2 separate regions of the Homo sapiens genome follow, and region 1 is linked to region 2. Evidence: chromatin loops called from intact Hi-C (ENCODE). Cell type or tissue: Calu3. All regions are shown on one strand.

Region 1 (2,500 bases), 97 kb after region 2:
AAGATGCACAGGTTGGGCTTTCACTTCTCCGCTGTGTGACTGGGACATTTTTTTTCTGGACAGTTTGGTGAGGAGGAGGGCTGTTTGAAATAGCTGGAGGTTCATTAACTGAACCAAGACTTACTGAGCCTGCTCTGTAGGTGCCAGGCACTGTTATACATAGTTAGGGATGAAGTCATGAACAAAAAATCTCCACCCACACAGAGGGGGAAAGAAATGTACTATTGGAGTTATGGGGTTGAAATTTCAGTCAAGGTGATATTTGGGTAAAGGGCTAAAGTTAGGGAGCTACCATGCCATTAGCTTGGGCAACTTTTCAGACAGAGGGAATATTAAGTGCTAAGCCCTCAAGCAGGAAAATCTCTGATATATTCTAAGCACAGCAAAGGGACCAATGTGGGGAGGTAAGCAGGGAGAGGAGGAAGGTGAGGCCTGACCAAACAGGACCCAGGCTGTGCAGGGCCTTGTATTCTATGCCTGACTGCAGTGGAATGAGATGGGAAGCCAATCTTAAGATTTACATTGTGACTATGAACTTGGGATACAGTGGCACTAAGGGTATAATTTATGACAAAGTTGCTAATCTGGTATAATCCAGACCAACCACTCAATCTCTCTCAGCCTTCATTTCCTTTTCTGTAAAAGGATAATTTTCACCTCATTTACTTCATAGGACTATTATAAAGATAAAAATGAAATATATGAAAGCACTATAATACTGGAAATTCTTAGTGATAATTTTTAACAATGACAAACTGTTTTAATTGTAACTTACTTAAATTGTGTGTCTTTTAAGTTATTCTGATTTCCCTACTGATACCACATTTTGTCTCCATTTCTTTGCTAGGGTGTGAAACACATAAGGTTGCCAACACAAGTTCTTTTCACACAACTCCAAACACATCACTGGGAATGGTTCAGGCAACGCCATCCAAAGTGCAGCCATCACCCACCGTGCACACAAAAGAAGCATTAGGTAAAGTATTTTATCTGAGTGTGTAGCACCTGATGACAAGTTAATGAAAGCTCTTTTGCAACCTGTTTACAATTATTCTTTTTGTTCTTTAAGGTTTCATCATGAATATGTTTCAGGCTCCTACACTTCCTGATATTTCTGATGACAAAGATGAATGGCAATCTCTAGATCAAAATGAAGATGCATTTGAAGCCCAGTTTCAAAGTAATAACTATTTAAAAGCTACTAAGTGCATAGCATTATAGGTGGTTATCACAGAAAATATCAAGAATTATTTAAGAGGTGACCCTGCCCTTGATTAGCTTGTCACATAAAGGCAGGGAATGCATGAAATAAAAATAAGACAGTTCTTGACAAGGTACTCAATGTGTGTGATAGATTTGCTTGATTAAAGGGAAAAAAAAAAAAAGAATAGTGCTAAAGAAGGACAAAACCCCCATGGATAAGAAGGGCTGAGTACTCAAGGTGTGACTTGAGCCTTCACTGGTAGAGGAATGGCTGGGGCAGAGTATTAGAGGAGGCTGGCAGCTAGCCCACATTTGTCTAGAGTCAGGGGATTCATGCTAGAAGCCAGAGATCATGATAAAGATAAGTAGAAGCCAATTAGACTCAGGAGGACTTGAAATGTAAAGCTAAGAGCTTAATTCTTTCTTGAAGGAAATGGAAAACGAAACCCTGAGAGCGTTTATTGAGTGAGTCAGGTGACAATAGTACTGATTTAGGAGAATGATTAACACCTTGCTGATATGTGGCAGGGACTCGTGACCTGGGACTTGAGTACAAAACCCTGTTACCATAGTTAAGTCACTTCATCTCACTATAGTGACTTACTGCCTAGTATTTGAAAAGCTGATATTAGTTCTTTTCTGTCAGCTGTTAGTCCTTTTTCTTATTTGTAGTTGAAGTTTAATATAAAGGATGTTTTTTCCTAGTACAATAATTAGATGCTATTTTTTATTCTGTTGCAGAAAATGTAAGGTCATCTGGGGCTTGGGGAGTCAATAAGATCATCTCTTCTTTGTCATCTGCTTTTCATGTGTTTGAAGATGGAAACAAAGAAAATTATGGGTAAAAAAATACCATCTAGTTAATGGGATGCTGCCGAGTTTTCTCTGGGACCAGAGGTGGTGGGGTGGTGAGGAGAGAATGTGAACTGCCAATCACATGGTCAAATGAGCCTTTTGACCACACAACCAGGGGGGTGTTGCCAAAGTTCTCCAGATTTACAGTACTGCAGGAATTCATTTTTGGCTTCTAAAAGTTATGTGACAGAAATTTCTGTACTTCCCACCCTCAAGTAATGATAGGTCTACTTTTATAAGTCATGTTAATTTGATTACACTCAGTTTTGCTAGAACTGCTATAAAAGCAAGGAATATCTATATAAAGATTAACTCATTAAATAGGATAAGTAGAGAACTTTTCTAATGGTCAAGTGATAGCATTTATTTCCTTAGCATATTTTACTATTTATAATTTAGCAAATCTTTCCTTAGATTACCACAGCCTAAAAATAAACCCACA
Region 2 (2,500 bases):
AAAATAGAATATTGAGAAACAGAAGTAAGTATATATGGAAATTTAATATATGTAAGACAAATGTGGTATATCAAATCATGGGAAAAACAAACATTACTGAAACATCCAGCTGGGTGGCCAACTGGAAAGGAAAATTAAGTCAGATCCCCATTTCACACCACGTACTAGAATAAATTCCAAATAGATCAACAATTGACATGAAGAAAAATAAAACCACAAAGTATTAAAATAAAACCTGAAGAATTATTTCATAATTTTAATCCAAGAAATCAGTAGATGAGGGCCACTAATGCACAGATAATACACACATCGCCCAAAGGAACTGAAGAAATGATCAAAACCTATAAAATAAACAGACCTTGACACGGTGCGGTGGCTCATACCTGTAATCCCAACACTTTGGGAGGCCAATGTGGGCGGATCAACTGAGGTCAGGAGTTTGAGACTAGCCTGGCCAACATGACGAAACCCCGTCTCTACTAAAAATAGAAAAAAATTAGCCGAGCGTGGTGTCGGGCACCTGTAATCCCAGCTACTCGGGAGGCTGAGACAGGAGAATCACTTGAACCCGGGAGGCGGAGGTTGCAGTGAGCCGAGATCGTGCCATTGCACTCCAGCCTGGGCAACAGAGCAAGACTCTGCTTCAGAAAAAAAAAAGAGGCCTTAAGAAAAGTGGGCTATTACTAAACAGCTCTCAACTATTAACACCCGAATTCCTTATATCAAATAAATTTCTCAACAGAGACATGTTAGACAATTCTAATTATAGGTCTATTCTCATTCCCATTCCCAAAATGCCCTACAAGGGATGAGAATAATGTTATATGGACAGAAATAGTGATTAACAATACACATATTGCTTGCATGTGTGTGTATTTTTTTTAATTTCTTTAAGGACACACTAGAAACTAACAGTTTTTACCTTTTGGGTATGTGGGGTGGAGGTGGGAAAATTCAGTAGATGGGAAACAGTACTCTATTTTTTTATGCTTTCTGACTTTTGAACCAAGTTAAAATAACACCTATTTCAAATAAATGTTTAAATTTTATTTTAAATTGCATAGTTAAAAAGAACCACTAGATGGAGTATGTTCCTCATTTGAACTGCTGCCATAACAAATTCATAAATAAATTAAAGCTGGATAAAAATGTATTCTGGAAACTAGCTGAAAGCTTGAACACCGGTTTATCATAATAATAATATCTAAATTGCTAACACTGTTCGAGCAAACAGGTGACAATCTGCCGCGGAAAAATCAGGATTTTAGAAACATCCTTATGCTCCAATCCCCTAAGCAACATGCATAGTTGTGTATTTTCTGTCTTCAAATATAAACCGCCACATTTAACAATCTTGGTAGTTTTCCTCAAATACCATCTGTATAACAATGGCATATAAAATCATAAACAATGATTTTTTGACATGTTCTCAGCTATAATTTCTCTTTTATGTCTTCTTGGGTCTCTAAGATATGGAGATTAGGCAAATATTAGTGTTCCTAGATCTCAGGCTGCAGGCAGCGGCCCTGGGTTTATGGCATCAGTTCTGGGGGTGGGAGTCAGGCCTCACATGTGAGGGTCATCTGGGGACAGCTGTTGGAGATGTGATGAGGTCTAGGGAGGGCCTAGCTCTGGCCAGCAGCTCCACCATCATCTGACTTCCCTATTGGTGTTCTGTGCAGGATTCAGGTTGTAAAACGGTCCCATGACTAAGAATAAGCCTGCAAACCTCTAAGCTAAAAGAGAGAGAGAGAGAGATCTCTCTAGGAAGCCTGGCAAGGTGGCAAAACAAATGCTGACCATACCAAGTGTTAACAAGCATGCTGAGCAACTAGACCCCTCATTCGCTGGAGGTAGGAGTGTAAAATGGAACTCTAGAAAAGTTTGACAGTTTGTTATGAAGTTAAACATAGACTTTTCATGTGCAATCGCAATCCCAGGTATACACCCTAGGAGAAATTCTTTGTTTACAAAAATTATTTTTAAAACCTGTACATAAATGTTTACAGCAGCTTTATTTGCAATCATCAAAAACTGGAAACAACCCAAATGCCACTGGCAAATGGATAAACAAACTGTGACACATCCATACAATGGAATACTACTCAACAATTAAAAGGAATGAACCACTGACACACACAACTTGGATAGATCACAATAACTTGGATAGGGCATTGTGTTGAGTGAAAAAATGCCAATCTCAAAACAGTTACATATTACATAATTCCAATTTTATAAATTTTCAAAGTGACAAAATTAAGGTAATGGAGAACATATCAGTTGCTGCTGGGGTTAGGACTATGGGGATTCTGATTCTGAAGGGAAAACAAAGGGGAGTTTCTTTGTGATGTTGTGTGCCCTCATCATGGTGTTGGTAACACAATACTACATAGGGAATAAACTCTCATAGAACTAGGCTGGGCAGCATGGTGGCTCACACCTGTAATCTCAGCACTTTGAGAGGCTGAGGCACAAGAATTGCTTGAGCCTGGGAGTTCCA

Evidence for each region. Peaks named below come from ENCODE experiments on the same cell type or tissue, not always from the same donor. Only the 100,000 strongest peaks of a DNase experiment are listed, where the experiment ranks them.
Region 1: a loop joins it to region 2, with 4 times the contacts of the local background. A loop is called at or near these places in 2 of 110 quality-filtered maps.

What each region holds. Positions count from the first base shown.
Region 1 is chr2:110,657,090-110,659,589 of GRCh38, reverse strand. BUB1 (BUB1 mitotic checkpoint serine/threonine kinase) reads left to right here. Exons shown (of 25, transcript NM_004336.5): 12 at 848-976; 13 at 1,070-1,180; 14 at 1,945-2,044; 15 at 2,473-2,500. SNORD132 (small nucleolar RNA, C/D box 132) reads left to right here and starts at 1,341; the gene lies at 1,341-1,440. In Calu3, no CTCF peak of the experiment used is centred here; a DNase peak (open chromatin) is centred at 1,499.
Region 2 is chr2:110,754,290-110,756,789 of GRCh38, reverse strand. All of the region lies in intron 1 of ACOXL (acyl-CoA oxidase like), which reads right to left. Among named protein-coding and RNA genes, the nearest start is that of ACOXL, 23 kb to the right of the region's middle. In Calu3, a CTCF peak has its summit at 1,091; no DNase peak of the experiment used is centred here.